Regions from separate parts of the Homo sapiens genome. Here all the other regions are linked to region 1. The links are chromatin contacts, found by Hi-C or POLR2A ChIA-PET in ENCODE. All regions are on one chromosome and are shown on one strand. The core of a region is the stretch at or near the end of the contact, and the rest is flanking DNA. Distances in the headings are between cores, read along the strand shown. Region 1 holds the start of PRPF19 (pre-mRNA processing factor 19). Region 2 holds the start of INCENP (inner centromere protein). Region 3 holds the start of MRPL16 (mitochondrial ribosomal protein L16). Region 4 holds the start of FTH1 (ferritin heavy chain 1).

Region 1 (3,401 bases), core at 403-2,902:
GGAGGCCAGGCTGGAAGCAAGGAACAAGTGGGAAGTTACTTTGTTGGTGCAAGACAGAGATGAGATGCCCTTTTGCATATTAACTCTTCATAAGAGTTCAGTGAGTTAGTTCTACCCTTGTCATCACTCCCTCTGTTTTACAGATGAGGAAACTAAGGCATAGAGAAGTTCATACTGCCAATCACCTGAGTGGTGCTAGGATTTGAGCACACAGTCTGACTTCAGAGTCCATGCTCTTGGCCACTATGCCATATTGCCTTTTGTACCTGTAACTTTTATTTTTCTCTCCAAGCTTTTGCTTACGTTGTTTCTTCTTCCGGAATGCCTTTCGTTCTCCTTCTCCTCTGAATACTGCCCACCTGTCAAAGTCCCTCTCACTCACATCCTGTTCATCCTGCCCTTTTGTCTTGATACCTTACAGTCCACACCACGTCTTTTGCATGATTCCTGAGAGTATCTTATCTTACAGATATCCACAAAGAATCATACACTATCTGAGCTGGAAGAGAAATAGAAAATACAAAATCCAAAATACAAAATAAAGAAATTTATAGGAGGCCATTGGTTTGGACTGAGCTCTTCTGCTAGGCCTAACAGACCAAGCTAAAAAGAGTTAGTCCTGCTGAAGCTCCACGCCAATAAGCTGAAACGAAGATCTTTACGACCTTCTGAGTGTGTATGTGTGTGTGTGTGTGTGTGTGTGTGTGTGTGTGTGTAGGGGGGAGCTAAATTCCCAAACAGGCAAGTTTTAGGTGGCATGATAAGTCCCCTCCACTTTAACCTTTACAAGAAAAGTAATTTTGAAATTACCAAATGACCAATCCGCTTTTTGTTCTCTGTTCCTGTTTTCCTCAGTCCTTTTCTGTCTATAAAACCAAGTTCTCCTGTTCAGCTCATTGGAACAACCATTATATTTTATAGTATGAGGCACTGCCCAATTCTATAGAATCGCACCTTAAGTCCCAGCTACTCCGGAGGCTGAGGCAGAAGGATCACTTGAGGCCAGGAGTTCCAGGATGCACCTGTGATAGCCATGATTGCTATGACCGCACCTGTGAATAGCCACTGCCTTCCAGCCTGGGCAACATTGCCAGAGTCCGTCTCTTAAGAAAAAAAAAATCTTTGAACTAAGTTTGTTGTGATTTTGTCTTTTGACAAAGAAGAAAGGGCAATGTGAATTGCCCCAAATCACAGAGCGAAATGGTAGTAGTCAGGACCAAAACACTTTCTTAGCCGTTTTCTTAGTTCTTGTACCCATCTGTTTCTGTATTTTCTTCACCAGGCCATCCAGCAGTGTCTCTTAAAGGGTAGCCCGAGAAACAACTGACTTAGAAAAGCGTGGGGCACAGTCTGTCTACGCAGACCCGAGGAATCTGCATTTTAACAAACTCACTGGGAAATTCTCGCGCACGCCAAGGTTTCAAAGACCAGGGTCCCGTGGCACAGTGCCGCACAGTTGTCAAAACAAGTGCTGTCCAATTGTTTTGGTTTTAAATTCTCACTGCGTCATGGGAAATGTAGTTTCGAGCCTCCTCTCTCCCGACGCCCCAGCCAATCCTCCGGCGCTTTACGGAACGAGCCGAGTCAATCCGGAAATAACCGAGTGTTCGTGGCGGGCCCTTTCCTGCCCGGCTGCATTCTGGGAAAGGGCAATTTCCGTTAGGTGCTGAAGGCTGTGGCGCGCGGCTGTCCCCATTCCCACGTGAAGCGCTACGCTAGCATCGCTCGGCTGGCGGCTCCCAGCTCGCCGCGGAGCAGTCCCGGCAGCAGCGGGGGACCGGAAGTGGCTCGCGGAGGCTCAGAAGCTAGTCCCGGAGCCCGGCGTGTGGCGCCTCGGAGCACGGTGACGGCGCCATGTCCCTAATCTGCTCCAGTGAGTGTTGGCTGCGGCCAAGCGCGGGTCTCAGGAGGCCAGAGAGCGGCGCGGGAGCGTGTGCGGTCCGCTGCGGCGCCCGGGCCGGGGTGGAGGCGGGAATGGGGCGCTCCGGAGGCCGAGCGGCGGCCTGTCAGCACCGGAGCCCCCCCCGTCGGAGCGGGGTGCATTTGCGCAGTGCCCCGCAGTTTACATAGTGCCTGAGGTTTATTGTCGCAGACATTACTGAGGCCGGTCGCCTCATTCTACAGAGTGGAAACAGGTCTGGACAGAGAGAGCTGGTGCAAGGGAAGCAGCCTTAATGTAGGAGTCAGAAAACTCGAGGTCTTGTCCAGGGTCCGCCTCCCATTGGCTTTATGAATTGGCTCAAGGCTCTGGGCCTCGGTTTCCCCATCTGCAAAATCGAGAGCATTGCAGTGGATGTTTTGCGAGGCCTCGCTCGGATAGTCGGAGCTTTTGCAATTTGCAAAGGTCACATGATGAGTTAGAGGTAGAGGCAAGGCTGGCAGCCAGGTATCTGGCTCCCAGCCTTACACTGTATGACTAATAAAAACAGCGCACATTTATAAGCCCTTATTGGTTTACAACGCGCTTCCAAGTCTATGATCTCATTTTATCCTCACAAGAATTCCCTAAAGGAGAAATAAAGATCCTGGTTTTGCAGATGAGGATGCAAGGCGCAGGAAGAGCGGGGCTTATCTAAGGATGCGTAGCTAGTCAGTGGCAGAGCTGGGTGACGTAGTTAGGTGACACGGATCTTGGACCCTGAATCCATGCTTTTTTCATACCTTCCACTATCTTTCCCTTTGATATTTTATCATGACGTACAGACATTTTCCTTTCCCTTTTCGTTGTTTCATCAGATTACTCGTTTCCCCTCCCTTTTGCTATTCACTTCCTTCTCTTCTCAGAACCTGTACATTGATCCAAAGAGGGGGAAGAAGGAAGGGAAATGATGGAAAAGGAATCCCTCACTTTGAAGAAATTACAGCTCGCAAAGTACCTTCACATTTATTGTTTCCTTCCAATCTTCGGGAAGCTCTCTTTTACGTTCCCCAGCACCATCCTTCCTGGCATGGTTCACTCATTTGTTAGATGTTTACCGAGTGCCCTGGGGGCATCTGCATTGTACTGGAAGTGAGAGACCAGCTGTAATCCTTATCCTCAAGGGGTGCACAGTCTACGCAGGCAAGAGTGTAAATGATACCTCTATTGCGGGTTGTTGTGAAGATGAATTACTGTACTGTATGCCTAGAATTGTGCTTGGCACATAGAAATGTGCCATGCAAATGTGCCATGTAAATATTTTTAAATATTTTTATTGTAGCGATTGCCACTTTGCTCCTTGGAATCTTCCAGGTGATAAGTGTCTGTACGCTAATCAGTTGACTGGTAGCTGGTAGACTCAATAGCTTCAGGATGGGGACTGGTCACCTAGGAAGACTAAAGGGTATTAGAAGGTTGGGATTTTCAGTCCTACCCCCCATTTACCTGGGGAAATGAGAGGAACTGAAGTCGTCACTAGTGA
Region 2 (3,401 bases), core at 558-3,057, 1.2 Mb before region 1:
CCCTGTCTGTCTTGCTCATCGTTGAATGCCCAGAGCACAGCAGTGCCTGGCAACAAGGACTATTTGTTAAATGAATTAATCCACCCATCAACTCTACACCTAGAAATAAACATCCTATAGGTGCTCATCCCACCACACAAAGGGCACCAAATAAACTTAATCTGCACAGGTTAGAACTGACCAACACATGTTCAAAACCCCTGTTCCCAGATGCCAAGGGCAGCAATAATCAGGGCAGGGCCAAATGGGCAGGATCGTACAGGCTTTGGGCTGAAACCTCGGCTCTGCAGCCAGCCAATCATGGGCAAGCCCTTTTCACTGTCATCCCTCACCTTCCCCTAACCCTTCTGCACCCAGACCACAGCCCTGGCAAAGCGCAGGACCTCAGGCCAGAAAAGAGAAAACTGTTTAAGGAAGCCAAAGGTTTGCAGAGAAAAGCAACAACTGGCTAACTTTTTAAAAAGTATTTGTTCAAATGGGCAACGTGGATGAGAGCTTCTTTCACAAAGTCCATGAAAGCAATTGGACTTCTTTCACGGGGAGGTTTGCTTCTAGCAGACCTTAGCGCAACGATTTAAAAAGGGTTACCGTAAGTTAAAACAGAGGTGACCCTGAAAAAGAAGGAATCAGTGTACCAAGAATCAGGCTCCTGGAAGAGCAGCAAAAATCTCTTCTTCAACCCATGTAAGCACCTGCACACAGATAAAGAGCACTCAACACCTCACCGAGGAAGACACTCTCCAGTCTTCCTCCTCTCCAACACTTCTTCCACACCATACACCAGACTGAAGGCCCCATCGTCCTCCTCTATGACTCCTGTCCTTTTCAGGGTGCTGTAAGTTGGGCGCCTACCACACCTCTGTGCAGAAAGCGCATAGCAGCTGCTCCCATTTACTGAGTCATACTCCATGCCCGAGTCAGACATCATCTCATTTAATTCTCACCACAACCTTGAGGATACGCATGGGCAGATGAGGAAATTGAGGCAAAGAGAAGTCAAAATCAGCCGGTAAATCAGGGGCATAAATAGAACCGTGCCCTTAACCACGGGCTATACCGCCTTTAAACCGTGCCCTTAACCACTGGCTATACCGCCTTCTAGATATCAACTTCTGAAAGGCAGGTGCCCAGTCTTGGCTCTGGGCAACCCCGCGAGCAACCCATGTTAGCTGAATGAGACTGAACCGCTGACAGCGAACAGGCTTGGGGAGTGACAAGGGGCGGCCCAGCCTCCGGAAATGGTCAGTTTAAAATGCTGCTCAGCTGGGGGCGGGGGCGTTGAGAGAGGGGTTTAACTGCACAGAAATGCCATCTGGCATCATTCCGCCAAACAACCGGGTTGGTTTCGGGCTTCCTGCGCGTCCAAGTCAACACTAATCCTCACAGGCACAAGGTGCCAAGCAGCCGGGAGCGGAGGGAACGGGGCTATGCTCTAGGAAGCTGAGGGCCTAGGTGGAAAGGGTGGGAGGCATCTCGGGCCCGAGAACCAAGGCAGGCGACCTCGCCACTTGGAAGAGGTGACCCTCATATGCCCAGGTAGCCAGGGGCTGGGGTGGGGAGTCACGACCCTGGTCCGGAGTCGACAGGGACGGAGCAGAGGACCGGGGAAAAAATCGCGAACCACCCCCCAATCCCCACGCCCACGCGCACTCACTCGACTGCGCCACGTCCCCTGAAGGCTGCTCCGATCCAAGTCCGGTGGTATCCCTAGGTAAGGCCCCGCTTGCCCAGACCCACTTGGCTCCGGGCCTTCGGGACTCACCGCACGGGAGGAGCAACCAGGCGGCGCAGCGCGGGCGAAAACTATGATTTTCAAAACTGAAGGCTCAGCCAATCCTCGGCAAGTTTGTCCGGGCGGTTGCAAAATTTTAAGCCAATCAAATAACAGGAAGTACCAGTCAGCCCTCCTATTGGCCATATCCACTAGCAATCTGCGGGACTAAGAGGCGGGGAAAGGAAGCGAAAGACTTTAAGCCCCCTCAGCTTCCGGGTGCTGCGGCCGCGGCCGAGAGAGGAAGTAGATCCCCGCCTGGGAGGAGCCCGCAGACCTGGAACTACGAGTCCCGGCGAGCACTGCGAAGGCCACGCGCGGCTTTCTTTCTTCTCCAAGCACGGTGGCAGTCTTCTGATCTCTGCTGCTTTTTTTTCCTCATAAAAACATGTATGTATATACTTACATTGCTGAAAGACCAGCTTTTTAATGTAACAAATTATCTAGGTACAGAAGTCATAGGTTCCTCTTCCCATGAGAAAAACATTCCTCAAAATACAAACCAAACAGCATCCCAGAGGGAGTAAAATTTCATTGTACTGAAACATATACAAATTAAGGCTACCTTGGTATATAAACAATTTAGAAATTATGATGGAATAGTTCCACCAAATCATTTACGTATAGGAATTCATGCCATTTTTTAAAGAATTGGTAGTGGGGCTCAATTCAAACAATATTATGCATCCTTACATTCAACTTAATACACTTAGCAGCTATAAGGAGTGTAACTGTAACCCCACTTCCTGAAATCTCAGGAGTAATGTTAAAAATCCAAACCCATCAAAGGCCAGGGTGTTACGGTATTTGGCTCATGAATCGAAAAGCCTAATCATTTCAATTTAATCTTTACAAGTAGAACAAGATCCAAACATGGGACGTTTTCTTATTTTTCTTTGCTTTTGTGGTTGTAATGCCCTTTTGGTTTTCTGAGCAAGCTGAATACATCTGATAAATACTACCATTGGACAAAGGATCTAAACATTGAGATGTTTTACTAAATCAAGGTTTCAAGTTGGCACAATGTTTTTACTAAGTCATATTTCAATTAGTTCATCTTTCCAATATGGAGGCGGGGGGGGAAAGACAAGGACTAATATGTCCTATAAAGAATCTCTGGCCGGCGAGATCCCGCCACTGCACTCCAGCCTGGGCGACAGAGCGAGACTCCGTCTCAAAAAAAAAAAAAAAAAAAAAAAAGAATCTCTGGCCGGGCGCGGTGGCTCACGCCTGCAATCCTAGCACTTTGGGAGGCCGAGGCGGGTGGATTGCCTGAGCTCAGGAGTTCGAGACCAGCCTGGGCAACACAGTGGAACCCTGTCTCTACTAAAATACAAAAAAAAATTAGCCGGGCGTGGTGGCTTGCACCTGTAATCCCAGCGACTCGGGAGGCTGAGACAGGAGAATCGCTTGAACCCGGGAGGCAGAGGTTGCAGTGGGCCGAGATCGCGCCATTGCACTCCAGCCTGGGCCACAAAAAGCAAAAAACTCCGTCTCAAAAAAAAAATCTCTGCCGCTTTTGAGAAGTAAAAACAAAACGCCTTGTGAATGGCAACGGAGTGTGCGTTTATCTAGAGCCTTCTGTCATCTCTTGGGCGACAGAATCCTTGGTCACCTACCCTGGTACTGG
Region 3 (3,401 bases), core at 625-3,124, 1.1 Mb after region 1:
CAGATTGTCTGGGCTATTCAGGGTCTTTTGTGGTTCCAAATGAATTTAAGGGTTGTTTTTCCTATTTCTGTGAAAAATGGCATTGGAATTTTGATAGGGATTGCACTGGATCCGTAGATTGCACTTTTTGGCTCTTTTGAAATAAACAATAAGGTAGAAGTTTTGGGGTACCAAAAGACTTAGAGACCAATCAAACCGTGATTTTAGTGCCACTTCATTTTTCACTCAAAACAATATTGCACAATATTCAACTTGAGGACTAAGCTCTGATTTTTTATCTTGCCCAAATTCCTACCTAAGGGAATCATGCCCTACAAACCATAAATTCTCATCATATAGGTTTTATTTTACCCTATATATTGTGACTTACTTTTCAACATGACTCTGGCATAACATTATGAGACAAAGAAAAAAATATTTAACCCCAAAATATATTTCTTTGCCATATCTTGAAATTGCCCTGCAAAGTCTCTTGCGGGAAAAATCCATTTCTATAGGTATTCTCTTTCCCCTTTGTTTTCCTTCCTTCCTTCCCAGATCCAGGAGACAATCAACTAAGAGCCAGGCATATTTTTTTTTCTCTGTCTTGCCCAGTCTGGAGTCTGGAGTGCAGTGGCGTGATCTCGGCTCACTGCAACCTCCGCCTCCTAGGTTCAAGTGATTCTCCTGCCTCAGCTTCCCGAGTAGCTGGGATTACAGGCACCCGCCACCACGTCCAGCTAATTTTTTGTATTTTTAGTGGAGACGGGGTTTCACCATGTTGGTCAGGCTGGTCTTGAACTCCTGACCTCAGGTAATCTGCCCGCTTTGGCCTCCCAAAGTGCTGGGATTACAGGCGTGAACCACTGCGCCCGGCCTCCAGGCACCCTTTAAGTCAGATAAAAAAACAATTTACAACAGTCTTTCTCTAAAGTCTGCTATCTAAGAGCTTCCTCTGCATAATAAAACTTGGTCTCTACAATCATTTATGTTTAACCTGAACATTCCTTTCTATCCATCCCAGGTCTTTGGACAAACTCAACCAATTGTCAACCAGAAAATGTTTACATTTACCTATAGCCTAGAAGCCCACCTTGACTTGTCCCGCCTTTCTGAACCAAACCAATGTATTTCTTAAATGCATTTGATTGATGTCTCATGCCCCTCTAATATGTATAAAGCCAAGCTGCACTTCTACCACCTTGGGCACATGTTCTCAGGACCCCCTGAGGGCTGTGTCACAGGCCATGGTTGCTCATATTTGGCTCAGAATAAATCTCTTCCAATATCTTACAGAATTTCACTCTTTTCATCAACAATATTGTTCATTCACTGAGATCTCTGGAATCACAGACTGTGCTCAAATTCTGATGGTACTGTTTTCCTGTTGTATGACCCAGAACAAGTTAAATTATTTCACCCTCAGGATGGAATCTGCAAAATAAGTATAATGACTTATCTCACAGATTCGTTGGCAGGACTAACGAATGAGGTACTCAATGACACATTGCAATTGCCCTATACATGTTAAACCATTGCTAAATCTGGTATTCTCCTAATGTCTTTGAGGGGTCCCCTAGAAAATCATCTCAAAGGCTGTGAATCGTAAGGGACCACCTTGCTAAGCAACCGGCAGGCACTAACAGTTGTACTCCGCAGAAAAATAAATAAATAAAACAAAAGACTCCCCGCCCCGCCGCCCTCTTCTTCTGGGGAAAGACTGGAGATTGGAAGGAGAACCCTAGAGAGCCAACAGGGCCCCTGGGCGTGGCTGGGCGGACGGCGCCTTTGACCGCAGGAACTCAACCTCCCCCGGAACTCAACCCCCGTCGCTCGAGTTTCTTTCGCTTCCGTCGGGACTCTGCGGAGTGGACCCGAGTGAACACAACTTCCGGCCCCACTGAGCGGTGTCCTGAGCCGATTACAGCTAGGTAGTGGAGCGCCGCTGCTTACCTGGGTGCAGGAGACAGCCGGAGTCGCTGGGGGAGCTCCGCGCCGCCGGACGCCCGTGACCATGTGGAGGCTGCTGGCTCGCGCTAGTGCGCCGCTCCTGCGGGTGCCCTTGTCAGGTCAGAAGTCCCTTTTGGTTCCTAAAGACTTTACCCCTCTTCCTCCCCCACCCTCCAGTGCTTTTTCTCCCTAACCCAAAAGGCGGCTCTGCATATGCTTGGTGAAGCACTGGTTAGGAACTACGCTATCGCACCGCCGACCTCCACCGTAGGGGTTCGTGCAAGAGGGTCACAGCTGCGTCTGGGAGTCGGCGCCCAGAGATCCCGGCTGGCCTTTTGCGGAGCCTGAGCCTTTGAGTCCATTTAGTGGAATCCGCATCCCACACCTCAAGACTCCTCCGGCGGAAGTACTTTTGGGCGGGCGCGGTGGCTCACGCCTTTAATAGCAGCACTTTGGGAGGCCGAGGCGGGCGAATCACTTGAGGTCAGTAGTTTGAAACCAGCCTGGCCAACATGGTGAAACCCTGTCTCTACTGAAAATACAAAAAAAATTAGCTGGGCGTGGTGGTGGGCGACTGTAATCCCAGCTAGTCCGGAGGCTGAGGCAGGAGAATCTCTTGAACCCGGGAGGCGGAGGTTGCAGTGAGCCGAGATCGCGCCACTGCACTGGATCCTGGGCGACAGAGTAAGACTCCGTCTCAAAAAAATAAAATAAATAAAAATAAGAAGTAGTACCTTTGGCCCAGGTTGTATCGGGGTCCCGGCCTGTTACCTTCGTCGTTTAACTTGATTTGTCTTTGTAGATTCCTGGGCACTCCTCCCCGCCAGTGCTGGCGTAAAGACACTGCTCCCAGTACCAAGTTTTGAAGGTGAGAGCTTGTCTTTCTCCTGTTCGTAAATCTTTTCTCTGATGGAAACCAGGAGCGGGTGGGAGATGACATAGGAATGTTCTCGTGTTTCCCATCCCCGTTCACTCTTTCAATAAATATGTTTTTAGAGCTTACAGTTTTGCCAACTAATATTCTGAGCACTAGAAATAAATCAAAGACAAAGGAAACCAAAAAAGTTCCTTGCTCTTACGGAGCAGCGTCTAATGAGATAGCTCCCCTAAAACCTCCCACTGGTGTGTGTCCCATGGTCCACTCAGCCAGTAGTCATTGGCCTGAAATCTGGATTTTTGAGCGGGCATGGTGGCTCACGCCTGTAATCACAGCACTTTAGGAGGCGGAGGCGGGTGGATCACTTGAGGCCAGGAGTTGGAGACCAGCCTGCCAACCTGGTGAAACCCCATCTCTACTAAAAATACAAAAAATTAGCTGGGCGTGGTAGTTTACACCTGTAATCCCAGCTACTCAGGAGGCCACTGCACTCCAGCCTGGGCAACAGAGTGAGACTCTGTCTCAAAAGAAAAAAAAAACCTGAACTTTTGATGTTCTTTCCAAATAAGTTTACATATATGCAGTCATCTAACGA
Region 4 (3,401 bases), core at 559-3,058, 1.1 Mb before region 1:
TCGGCTCACTGCAACCTCCGCCTCCCAGGTTCAAGCGATTCTCCTGCCTCAGCCTCCAGAATAGCTAGGATTACAGGCGCATGCCACCACGCCCGGCTAATTTTTGTATTTTCAGTAGAGAAGGGTTTAGCCATGTTAGTTAGCCAGGCTGATCTCCAACTCCGACCTCAAGTGATCCGCCCGCCTCGGCCTCCCAAAATGCTGGGATTACAGGCATGAGCCACCGCGCCCAGCCCCAGGCAACATATTTTCTTAAGGCAGCTTTAACAGGCCATGCATTTCCACATTTCCACACCTTTGCATATGCTGTTCACTCTGCTCCAAATTCCCTTCCCTGTTTCTCTCCCGCACTTCACCTTCCTTTTAACTTTTTCTTCAAACTCAGCTCACGTGTCTTGCTTAGGGAGGGCTTCCCCGACCTCCTCCTATCCCAGACTGGGTAAGGTACTCCTGGTCTAGCAGCATCCTTCTGTTTACCTTATTCTTGTAGCTCTAGCACCACTAAAACGTTTTTCCTGTAAATAACATAGGTGCATTTTTAAATGAAACCGTGAACAAGAAATCACCCTAATTCCGTCGGCAATTTATTTTAGTATTTCAGTAGAGTTGCTTTTTTAAACTAAGGTTTGGAAGTCTAGCTTCCAGCTGCAGGTTTGTGAGCATCCTGAAATTCAGTTCTTCCACCGATGCGTCAAAAGACGCGACAGAACAGTGGACCTCGAAGCCAGGACCTAGGTAAGGGCAGGGCCTAGCTCTAGCTCTGCCACCCATAAATTCACATCCACCCTGTGCCTGGGACTCAGCTTAGCCACACACACCGGCCCCACCCCTCCGGGGTCTCTTTCACCTGTCACCCGCCATTAACCCCGTCAGCTTCTCTCCAATGACACCCCAGGGTTGTCCTACAGGGCCACCGAAGCCTGAAGCTCCTGTGAGTGGGGCCGATAAGAGGCCATTTTGAAAAGTCCTCAGCATGGGCTTCGCCTTTAGATCCACGTCGTTTCTCCTTTCTAACCCGAGATGTGTCCCTTGGGTGCGAAGCGACACCAGCGATTCTCTCGGAGGCCCCGGTGGCTCACCCCCACGACTCCCCGGGGAGGCGGTCCCCATCCCTAGGGAAACCCGGCCCGCCCAGCCTTTGTTGCAGAAACCGCACACGGAGCCATATTTGCTTTCAGCCAAAGGCAGACGTGGTCGGAGGAGTCGGAAGGGCAGGGGCGGACCCGAAACCCGCCGTGCGCCCCACTTCTCCATCGCGCTCCTTCCTGGACTCTGAGGAAGAGAAAATGCGCTCGACCACCTAAGGACCGCGTCTCCACCTTCCACCTTCCCAATCATCTGCAGCTTCCCAATCTGCAGCAAGGTGTCACAAGGGCTTCTCCGCAGCTATGATTTCTAACACCATGCCCCGGGCCAGGAGCCTCAGGGTGCCCGTTCGGGAAAATGGGAGCCGAATCAGGATCACCCCATGCGCCCCCGCACCCTTCCCCCGCCGGTTCCAACGCCCGGGCGCCCCTAGACCGGGGGGGGGGTTCTGAGGTGGACTTCCTGCGCCTCCTCGCAGCTTCCCTCCAACTCCACTAAACGGGCACAGAGACGCCACCGCTGTCCCAGAGGCAGTCGGCTACCGGTCCCCGCTCCCGAGCTCCGCCAGAGCGCGCGAGGGCCTCCAGCGGCCGCCCCTCCCCCACAGCAGGGGCGGGGTCCCGCGCCCACCGGAAGGAGCGGGCTCGGGGCGGGCGGCGCTGATTGGCCGGGGCGGGCCTGACGCCGACGCGGCTATAAGAGACCACAAGCGACCCGCAGGGCCAGACGTTCTTCGCCGAGAGTCGTCGGGGTTTCCTGCTTCAACAGTGCTTGGACGGAACCCGGCGCTCGTTCCCCACCCCGGCCGGCCGCCCATAGCCAGCCCTCCGTCACCTCTTCACCGCACCCTCGGACTGCCCCAAGGCCCCCGCCGCCGCTCCAGCGCCGCGCAGCCACCGCCGCCGCCGCCGCCTCTCCTTAGTCGCCGCCATGACGACCGCGTCCACCTCGCAGGTGCGCCAGAACTACCACCAGGACTCAGAGGCCGCCATCAACCGCCAGATCAACCTGGAGCTCTACGCCTCCTACGTTTACCTGTCCATGGTGAGCGCGGGCGGGCCTAAGCGGTGGCGGGGGCCGGGCGCGGTTCCCGGGGCGCGCGCTGGGGCGGGCCGGGGGTGTGGCCACCCGCGGGCTCTCCCGCCTCCCTGCGCCCTTCTGGAAAATGGAGGCTGCTCGAGGTTTCCGAGGACTTCTCTGGCGCAGAAAGTCGGGGCAGCTGGTTCTTCTCGGCTGTACCCTGAGAATGCTCCCTCCTAGGCCAGGGCCGCCTCTGCACACCCTTCTTTTTTAAGGAGACCTTGGTGTCCTGAAATCCTGGGGTTGCAAGACTGCCAGCCTGTGTGATCAATCCTGCGGTTAGGAAGGTGGAGTTTTGCTTTCCCATCTTTTCCTCTGCCTCCGGCATTTGGCCCTAAATGCCAGCGTTTTTTGCTTAGGTATCCAGCTCCCGTCCGCCTGTGTGTGGCGGAGCTGCTGGGTAACGGTGTCGAATAGCAAACCTTGGGGGCTGGCGGGAGGTGGCTTATCTTGTGGGTAGATCCCTCTCGAGCAGCCGTATCCACCTCTCGGCTCTGCTTATCTCTAAGTCCCACTTGCTTTGAAGCATATCTCTAGGAATCGCCCCTTCTGCAGTCACCGAAGTGTCACCTGACCTTGCGCCTAGGGGACCTAATTTATCTTTTATGTATCTTACTGTAAGAGGTGTGGAGTTTGGCCTACTAATTGAACCCCCAGTTCTTGGATAAAGTCCACCGACAGTTACTGGGCAAGAAATTTTTCAGTGATCAGTGGAATCAGTTTTCCCAAATCTTGGTCTTAGGCAGTGTCGTGGGAGTCTTCCTTAGAATTGCCTTGTGATTGTCCAAACTATCCCAAGAATAAATGTGTTCCAAATGGATTTGAAAACAGGCCTGTATTTCTGTGACTGTCACTGCCTTTCACAAACACTTGACTACATCAAATGTCTAAAACTGAAAATCAAATTTTTGTGATATAACTATTATAAAAGTATGTTTACATCAACATACTGTCCACATTTGCCACCTTGCATGGGGGTTTTTAATTTGTGTGTGTGTGTGAGAGACAGAGTCTCGCTCTGTCGCCCAGGCTGGAGTGCAGTGGCGCGATCTCGGCTCACTGCAGCCTCCGCCTCCTGGGTTCAAGTGATTCTCTTACCTCAGGCTCCTGAGTAGCTGGAATTACAGGCGCACGCCACCACGCCCAGCTATTTTTTTTTATTTTTAGTAGAGACGGGGTTTCACCATGTTGACCAGGATGGTCTCGATCTGCTGACCTCGTGATCCGCCTGCCTC

What was found. A loop is a pair of places that touch in the nucleus more often than their neighbours do. ChIA-PET counts read pairs that join two places held with the same protein, here RNA polymerase II (POLR2A). Pooled maps may share reads with other maps.
Region 2: a map of CD8-positive, alpha-beta T cell shows a loop between it and region 1 (5-fold over the local background). The contact joins the promoter of INCENP here to the promoter of PRPF19 in region 1. A Hi-C loop is called at or near these places in 3 of 168 maps with a recorded cell type or tissue (CD4-positive, alpha-beta T cell, CD8-positive, alpha-beta T cell and naive thymus-derived CD4-positive, alpha-beta T cell), 2 of 37 single-sample maps with no recorded cell type and 10 of 50 pooled maps.
Region 3: a loop to region 1 is called in a map with no recorded cell type, with 8 times the contacts of the local background. The contact joins the promoter of MRPL16 here to the promoter of PRPF19 in region 1. A Hi-C loop is called at or near these places in 1 of 37 single-sample maps with no recorded cell type and 9 of 50 pooled maps. POLR2A ChIA-PET finds 5 or more read pairs at or near these places in 1 of 52 experiments (naive thymus-derived CD4-positive, alpha-beta T cell).
Region 4: a loop to region 1 is called in a map of CD8-positive, alpha-beta T cell, with 18 times the contacts of the local background. The contact joins the promoter of FTH1 here to the promoter of PRPF19 in region 1. A Hi-C loop is called at or near these places in 4 of 168 maps with a recorded cell type or tissue (B cell, CD4-positive, alpha-beta T cell, CD8-positive, alpha-beta T cell and 1 more), 2 of 37 single-sample maps with no recorded cell type and 13 of 50 pooled maps. POLR2A ChIA-PET finds 5 or more read pairs at or near these places in 2 of 52 experiments (MCF 10A and activated CD8-positive, alpha-beta memory T cell).

The regions. Positions count from the first base shown.
Region 1 is chr11:60,904,836-60,908,236 of GRCh38, reverse strand. It overlaps PRPF19 (pre-mRNA processing factor 19), which reads left to right and starts at 1,652. Exons shown (of 16, transcript NM_014502.5): 1 at 1,652-1,873. The coding sequence starts at 1,855. It overlaps PRPF19-DT (PRPF19 divergent transcript), which reads right to left and starts at 1,458. Exons shown (of 2, transcript NR_186697.1): 1 at 1,394-1,458. RefSeq lists enhancers at 1,200-1,319, 1,433-2,020 and a silencer at 1,960-2,059.
Region 2 is chr11:62,122,417-62,125,817 of GRCh38, reverse strand. INCENP (inner centromere protein) reads right to left here and starts at 1,807. Exons shown (of 19, transcript NM_001040694.2): 1 at 1,655-1,807. It overlaps LOC124902681 (a long non-coding RNA gene), which reads left to right and starts at 2,107. Exons shown (of 2, transcript XR_007062697.1): 1 at 2,107-2,161. RefSeq lists enhancers at 936-1,517, 1,507-1,576, 2,107-2,196.
Region 3 is chr11:59,809,251-59,812,651 of GRCh38, reverse strand. MRPL16 (mitochondrial ribosomal protein L16) reads left to right here and starts at 1,874. Exons shown (of 4, transcript NM_017840.4): 1 at 1,874-2,048; 2 at 2,732-2,797. The coding sequence starts at 1,994. RefSeq lists an enhancer at 1,661-1,880.
Region 4 is chr11:61,966,041-61,969,441 of GRCh38, reverse strand. It overlaps FTH1 (ferritin heavy chain 1), which reads left to right and starts at 1,808. Exons shown (of 4, transcript NM_002032.3): 1 at 1,808-2,130. The coding sequence starts at 2,017. It overlaps LOC399900 (a long non-coding RNA gene), which reads right to left and starts at 2,148. Exons shown (of 1, transcript NR_187560.1): 1 at 563-2,148. RefSeq lists enhancers at 702-751, 872-941 and silencers at 1,462-1,811, 2,082-2,281.